Linked DNA regions of Homo sapiens: region 2 is linked to region 1. A link is a contact called in ENCODE Hi-C or POLR2A ChIA-PET data. All regions are on one chromosome and are shown on one strand. The core of a region is the stretch at or near the end of the contact, and the rest is flanking DNA. Distances in the headings are between cores, read along the strand shown. Region 1 has its middle 14 kb from the start of MIR1302-4. Region 2 overlaps LOC105373851 (a long non-coding RNA gene).

The links. Hi-C counts contacts between places; a loop is a spot of excess contacts on that map. ChIA-PET counts read pairs that join two places held with the same protein, here RNA polymerase II (POLR2A). Pooled maps may share reads with other maps.
Region 2: a map of Right ventricle myocardium superior shows a loop between it and region 1 (6-fold over the local background). The contact joins two enhancer-like sites. A Hi-C loop is called at or near these places in 4 of 168 maps with a recorded cell type or tissue (GM12878, Right ventricle myocardium superior, endothelial cell of umbilical vein and 1 more), 31 of 37 single-sample maps with no recorded cell type and 18 of 50 pooled maps. POLR2A ChIA-PET finds 5 or more read pairs at or near these places in 7 of 52 experiments (A549, GM12878, OCI-LY7 and 4 more).

The regions. Positions count from the first base shown.
Region 1 is chr2:207,281,385-207,285,427 of GRCh38, forward strand. No RefSeq gene overlaps it. Among named protein-coding and RNA genes, the nearest start is that of MIR1302-4, 14 kb to the left of the region's middle. Within about 2 kb of position 2,192, at least 6 of the 41 ENCODE cell types and tissues checked have a DNase peak (open chromatin) inside an H3K27ac peak, as active enhancers do.
Region 2 is chr2:207,336,130-207,340,172 of GRCh38, forward strand. All of the region lies in intron 1 of LOC105373851 (a long non-coding RNA gene), which reads left to right. Among named protein-coding and RNA genes, the nearest start is that of MIR1302-4, 69 kb to the left of the region's middle. Within about 2 kb of position 1,707, at least 4 of the 41 ENCODE cell types and tissues checked have a DNase peak (open chromatin) inside an H3K27ac peak, as active enhancers do.

The sequences.
Region 1 (4,043 bases), core at 942-3,441:
AAACCCAAGTTTTATGGACCTTTTCTCATTGATTCTCAAACAGAAGGGAGAAGTCTCATTATTGCTGTTTATAGATCGAAGTCACGCTTTCTAAACCTTGGCACTACTGGCATTTTTGGCTGGGTAATTCTTCGTTGTGGGGCATTGTCCCATGCACTATAAGATGTTTTGCAGCAGCTCTGACTCTTACTCACTAGAAGCCAGTAACACACACCCTTTCCCCAAGTTGTGACATCCAAAAATGTCTCTAAACATTGTCAAATGTCCCTGGTGTTCAGGGGGAGGAGGAGGGAGGAAATTGCCCAGTTGAAAACCACTGTTCTAAGAAAACTGGAGGGCTGGAATTAAAACTCACGTTTACCACTCATTGGGTGATTCGACCTCTCTGTGTTCCAGTTCCTCATCAACAGAATGACTATCTAACCTTACAGATATCTTTTGGTCCCGAAATCTAGAATTTTATGGGTTTGTAGAAAATCAACTGGGTTAAATAGAAAGTCTAGCGTCATGCAGAAAACCAAAAATACAGATAGAAATGTAGCTAGGTTTTCTGATTGCAATTTTGTACCTGTTCATTCACTTGTGTGGCAAATATTTATTGTCTATTATATCCCAGGCACCATGATAGGCACTGGGAAAGAGTAGTAAACCAAAAAATGAGATTCTTTCATGGAGCTTACCTTTGGCTGAGAAAAACAAACCAGAATCTTGTAGGGTTAATAAGTAAGAGTATTTTAGATGGTAGTAAGTGACATAAAGTAGGTAACATGTAATAGATAACTACTGGAACGGTATTGGGGGAAGTAAGTAACATAGGATAAGGTGGTCCAGGAAGCCCCCAGAGGAGTTGTTACTTGGACTAAGATCTGGGTGATAATGAGGACAGAGCCAAGCAAAGGTCAATGGGAAGAATGTCCCCATGACAGAGGGAATTGACGTGTATAAGCAGTGACATGGAAAAGAGCTTGGAACTGCATTCATGACAATACAATAGCAATATGTACATGGTTAGAGAGGTACCAAAAGAAATTGCGTCAATTTATATTATTAGTAGCATGGGGAAAATGCAAGTGGAAAAATAATCTCTGGTTTTTCCATAGGAGAGTGATTATAGTGGAAATTAGATCCAGAAAAAGCTCTCATATCATGGCCTTCATTCATAATGCAATTGAAAAATTGTGTTTGGGGAAATTCTGGAAACAAATGCCCCCAAAACTCATCAATGCCTTTCTATCATCATTTAGTACTAGGAGGGGGGTGCCAAGAAGATGTCTACTGAATTGCTAAAGCAATAAATTGAGGAGATAATCTTTTTCATGGTTGGTATGCTCAGGGGGAATAGGTCCAGCAGATAAAATGATAACTAGATTTAGTTGACAATTTGCTTTGAGTAAAATGTCGAGCTTGTAAATAATTTTAAAATAGCCTGTCATTCAATTGTGGTGTGTCCTTTAAGAAATTTTAATCGATGGAAAACACATTTCTCAAACACAGCTTCTAACCCCTGTGAAACCAGCTATTGGTTTAAACAAAAAGCTGTGACACAATCAGATCTGTGTGTGCAGTAGCTTACTAAGGAGAGTGAATTGAACTACAACCCCAGAATTTCATATTATAACAATATTCTGCAACCTAAGAATTAGCTATTGAGATGACATGTGATGTGGAAACACACAACTTGTTCAGCCCTTTTTGCTCAAGGGCACTGAGAAGCTGAGGTTTCCATCCACTCATCAGAAACAATCAACATACACATAAACTTTTGGCTGCAAATGGATTGTCTGTTTGGTATCTTTGCCAAAAGCTCAGCATTATAGAGAAAAAGAAAGTGAAAGGGAGAGAAAGGTGGAGGGAGAGGAAAGATATAGCAACTGTCTGAAATTAGGGTCTAGTGTCACCTTGAGAAGATGAACTCAAGAATAAAAATTCTACTACAGAATTTGGGGGTGGGGGAATCTCTCCTCACTCCCACAACTATCAGTAATCTAAGCTAAAATCCCTTTCTACAGTGACATCCATGTCAAAATGGGGAAGAATAGTGATCATTCTAAATGTAACATGAGCAATTTGTCGCCTTTTCCAGGCCCACTGCTTCCCCACTGTGGGTGCTGCAGAGGCAGTGGCTTTTCTTCCTCTTTCCCCTCTTCAACCCTGCCCAAGGCTGCACTGCTGGGGCACACAGCCTGGTGGCCTCCTCTGACTAAGCTGTTATTTTCCTGAAGAACTTTTTATCAAAGGAAACCAATCATTGTCCAGCCCCTGGTGTCAGGAGATGCAGCAGCAAAACCCCAAGGGCAATAGAAAGCTCTGGTTTTTTTAGGTTGAAACTCCTGGAGAAGATGTCTTGGGTTGTTTGTTTGTTTGTTTGTTTCTTGCTTGGATCTGGAGAACATTCTCTCTCTTTTTTTTCAACATTGACATGGATTATAAAGATATCATCCCAAATTGCTAGCATGGCAAATAAACCAATACAATTAGAGAATAAGGACACCTCCTGAGCATTTAACTGAGGCTGGCTAGGTGTTTATTTTTAATGAATTGATTGTCATCGATTATCAAAACATATATGTATTGATTTTATCCCTTATATCTTGGAGGCTAAATAATCTGCAAAGCTATTAATCCTGGATAGATTTAAAGATAATAGATAATGATGCATTATTCATAAATGTTGTACAGCAGGATATCCATTATACAACTGTTACTCTCTAGCAATATCACTTTCACATACATCTGTTATTATTTTATTTAAGCCAGATTGTCAGAAATTTTAGGAATGCTAATTTTTAACATTCAGCTTTATAACGAAATATCAATTCCTTTTTTTTCAGTCTAATGCAACCATGGAGACTGTATGAAGATGTTGCTTCCCTACCTGCACCTCTGGCCCGATTTACACATAAGCACACTCACAAAGATATGTCTACAGGCTGCATGGCTCTGTTATTGACTACTGAATGGTTTCCAGGCTGTCTTTGTCTCAAGGTCAATCAGACTCAAGTTCCACTTTTTTTTTTCCTCTTGTAGGAAGATTTCTTTATTGGTAAGCTGATTTAAATTCCTTTGCAGATATTGAACCAAATCTGCTCAGGCTGCAGCCTCCTGGGACCTTTCACTCTGGGCTAAATATAAATAAATACCCATATAGGACAGCTTTTGATGAAACATTAAAGATCACTCTGGTTATATGGCTTCTAGATTTTCTATTTTCTGTATGAAAAACCCATGGCGGTAAAAAGAACCTTCGCCACGGAAAGGAATAGATTTGTAAATTGCTGCCTATGGACCTCCTGGGACTTAATGGCACAGGGCAAAGAAGCAGCTGAGCTTGGCAAAGGAAGCAAGATAAATAAAATTAGCCACCAAATCAGCTCCTTTAAAAATACCAGCTGTCAACTCCCTCCAGCGTTTATGAATTTGGGGGCATGTTACTGTCACATTGTGTCTCACCCAGGACCAAGCAGCATTGCTCTTTTCAACTGGGAAAGGGTCCCTAACTCCCCTCACAGGGAAAGCTAATGCAAAAATTTGCCCTTTCTCTTTCACTCTGTCTCCCTTGTCATGTGTGCAAGGAAGAAACCAATCCAGGCCAACCAAGAGTTATTGCTATAATGATTATACTTGTCATTGTTTGTTCTTAAACTATTCACCAAGTAATCCCTTTAAAGGGTAGGGCTACTGGCTTTAGAAAGTAAATTTGCTAATGGAGATGAGAGATAAGGCTGGAAGAGCAGAAATAAGAGAAGGGCAGGAATCCTGCAATCTTTGTGGGGTGCTTGTCTCTCTATTGTAGCTCCCCAATGGGATCCAGCCTCTGCAGCTTTGGGAAAGAGCCTTGTACTACTTGACCAGGCATTGAAACTGAGGTACAGCCTCCTTCACAGGTGGAGATGGGAGACACACAACAATTTTAAAAGCTAACCTTAGCCAGGCCCTGCACTAATTGCTTTGTAAGCATTATCTCACTGAATGCTCCAAACAACCCACCAAGATGGGTAATATTATAACCCCATTTTAAAAATGAGCAAATTGAGTAGTTAAGC
Region 2 (4,043 bases), core at 457-2,956, 54 kb after region 1:
TATCACTTTAGATTCTCTGGTTAATGCAGTAGGTTATAAACACAAAAGGAATAAATTTTTGTGAACTAAGGTACTAAAGTACATGAAAATCACACAAGTATAAATCTGAAAAAGTCAAAAGAATTAACTAAAAGCTTTCTTTATTTTAAAAAAGAGTCATAAAGTGGCTTGGAATAAGATAAATACCTAAAAAGCAACAGTATTTCTATATACTGGCAGTAAACAGATAGATAATATAAAGCAAAAGAAAAGCTATTCAAATAGCGACAAATATAAAATATTTATAAACTCAATAAGAAATGTATTAAAAGTTTTAAAACCTTGATTGGGGGATATATTTTTAATAATTAAGAGGAAGAGTTATATTTTTATTAGATGGAAAAATTCAACATAAAGATGCCAAGGCTCCTCAAACTTACTGAAATAATTCTGTCTAAAGATCCAACGGGACGTTTCTTGAAGGTCATTAGAATGAACACTGACGAATTGCTAAGCTTAGTGCTTATCTTATTAAAAACATTCAAAACTATAAACAGGAAAACTAGCAAAATGCAAATGTTCTTAGGGATCAGCCTCGTCAGATATCAGAACCTATTGTAAAAACTGAAACTGTGTTTGATGTAAATATAAAAATATAAAGAAAAAGAAAATAATGAAATCCCCTGAAACAGACCCTGTTATATACATATGTGTCACATTTTATAGATGGCCTCATAGTTCACAAAGTTTTCCACTTGCATTATCTTTTATGCTTCAGAATCATGCTAGGAATCAAGTCGTATTATTACCCTCAGTCTTAGTTCTGAAGAAACTGACACTCAGAAGTGGCTTGACCAACATAATAAAACTAAGATAAACCCAGACTTGAACCTAGATTTTCTGACTTCTCTTACCAGGCATCTTTTCACTACATCAATCTCACAATACATTGGAGAATATACTTTTTTTAACCATACTGAAATTAGGGGAAAAAATGTTTCGACCTGCCCTTACACCATGTACTCCTGCTAACAATAAACAAACAAAATCCTGTAGTTGTTTGATGAAACATAGAGATATGACACTGAACTAGGGTCTGTGTCTGTGGTTGTCCCTCACTGAGTCCACTCACAAAGTACGAAGCTACAATGCTTCCTATTCACCTCCTCCCACCCCCACCCCCACCCTATCACCCCCATCCACCCCAGATGAATTACTTATTGTCACTAAGACGTAGCAGTGCCCAAAGTGAAATTGAAACTCTCCAGCAAATTACTGTTAAAAGAAAGTATAGTCAGTCTGTTTCTGGGGAGGGGTTGGATAATTAGAGAGCAACTAATTAGGAGCATACAGTTAAGAGTAAGGACAAACAGAAAGAAGAAAAGGAGTAAGCAACTCATACATAGTGCAGACCCACTATGTGGGAAAACCACTCATCTCTGACATTGTAGCAAAAAAGCAGCTGTCAACAATAAACATAAATGCTAGCCTTAGCTGAATGGGCACAGCTGTGTTCCAATAAAACTTTATTTCCATAACAGGCAGCAGGCAGACTATACATTGATGACTCCTGTACTAAGCAATTTAAGATAGTTTTTCCATTCAATTATCCTAAAAAAAAAACCCCTTTAGATAAGAAATCAGAGGTTACTCAACATGACCACCTGACATTAAGATGGATACAAGTATTTGCCTCAGTAAGTGGCAGAGCTGAAATCTGAACTCAGGTCTTGTGACTCCCAAGCTGGGAAGCTGGAAAGTGTGTAGTCTTCTGATAGGGCAGCCTCCTGTGACTCAGAGGTTTAACTGGATTTTATGGGTGTGAAGTCTCAGCAGGTAGAAGAGGCCTGAACAGGCTGCATCTAATGAACTAGACATGTGTTGCACTGAACCAGGCTGGGAGTACGTGGGTGATCTCTGTTGCAATCATTTAACAAAGTAGGGAGGTATAGACATGCCCATTCACCTCAGACACACCCCTCGCCTCCGAGACATCAAATCCGCTCCTCCTAACACACAGCAGGGTGCAGTTGTGGTCAGAAGTGAGTGGGAGAAGGAGGGTAGGCAGATGGGTGGCTGTTTATGGAAACCAGGAAATCCCAAAAAATAAAGTCATCTAGAGCAATTCAGGCAACTTCTTTGAGTCCAAGCTTTCCTTTCTGTGGAATAGAAATGTCTGTCCTCTTTCTTTTCTTTTTTTTTAGCAAGATGTCAGAATAATACAATAGGAAAAAAAAAAAAAACTCTGTGTAAAGTTCATTGGGCACCTCAGGGATACATGTCATTTGATGACATAGTCTCATTGTCACCTGACGCCCCATGACTTCAGCTGGCTCCAGAGTCTGCATGTAGCTTTCTGTGGGGAACTCTGCCATCTTTACATTTAACACATCTCTGCTGACAGACCAGCACTATTGAGCTGGTGCTTTGACAACCACGTCGACAAGAGACCAGGAGAGATGCCATGTAAAGGTGAAAGGACAGTGACTAAGGGGAGCAAATGAGCTTTTAAACGAGCCTGACACCATCCAGCTAGTTTTCATACTCCCTCCTGTGAAAAATCTTGACATATTGGTACATTGCTATGAGTTATTTATTTATATCGGTGTATAGTGGCCTAATATTATTTGCTCTTGCAGAGTGTTATCTAGGACTACAAACTTATTTTATTTTAAGCTCAATGACATTTCATCAACAGTTAACACAGCGTGAGTAGCTAAAAGTCACTTCAGGACAGTACATGAGGCCTCTCAGATGTTGTTGCTTTATTGCTTGACTGGATAGTTCTCTGGCTTTCTCTACTTTTGATGGTTTCTGTTTTTACCCAGCTTTGTCTGTTTTGAGCTGTATTTTTTCAGTCCATTATTACATATTATATTATTTATTTCACCACAAGATTTATTTATTATCTGCAGTAATGAAAACTAATTTGTTTCATTTGCCCATGTTAGCTATGCCTAAAAGGGAAAACAATTCTCTCTTGGTCATACAGAGAGGGGTAGAATGGAAAGGAGATGGGTACAGTCACTGAGGAGTCTCTAAGAGGATTCCATCCTGGAGAACCCCTGCTCTGGGCTTGGAGAACTGGGCTCAAACAAGGCAGGGTTCATGTCAAACCCCTGGCAAATTCTCTCAATTTGGGACTGAGTCTCTCATGGTGCCTAGACTTTGGTAATGCTTTCTGGAAACTCAGAAACTGTTGGTCCTAATCTCAATTCAGCTATTGACATTCTGGTCTTTTCTATTTAAAGCCACAAAATTGACTGTTTATTTTCTAGTCATAGTTTAATTTTGTTTTGTTTTAAGCTCTCTTAGTTGATTTCTGCCCAATCAATAAGATCAGCCACACATTTAATCTGATTCTGTCATTGAGACAGCTGAACACCCTGGCAATTCTACAGCCTACTCTGGGTAAGTTCAGTCCATATAAACTCAGCCCATTTCCAACACCTCTGTGACAGCTTTCTCATCTGTAATATGAGAAAACACTCACCTAGTTCACAGAATTGTTGGAAGAATTATATAATAAACAAGACTGTACTACATTTTTTAACTGACAACATACATTTTCTTAATAAAAAATAACATTTTTAATAAAACAATAATAATATATGTCTCCAAGAAGACGAACACTAGATTTCTCGGGTGTTCTGTGTGTTGCAGCACTTTGCTGGTGTTGACATGAATTTGTCAATCAGAACAGTTATACTCATTAATAAGAATAAACATTGACTTTTGCAGTTCTGTACTGATTATAATTTAGCCCTCTTTTAAAAAAACTATGAAAGTATTACATATAGAAAAGGGCATAAATGTTACGTGTGATGAAGTTTCATAAAATAAACACACCTGTGAAACCAACACTCAGATGAAGAAACAGAACCCCTACAGCGTCCCAGAACCAGCCCCATGTGCCCCATTCCAGGCATTTTTCCTCTAAAGAAAACTCCTTTCCTGACTTCTAACAATATAGATTAGTTCTACCAGTTTTCATAATTTTTTATACATGGAATTAAAAAATTATGTAGTATTAGTACAGATCTTTCTAAGCTTATTTAAGCTTA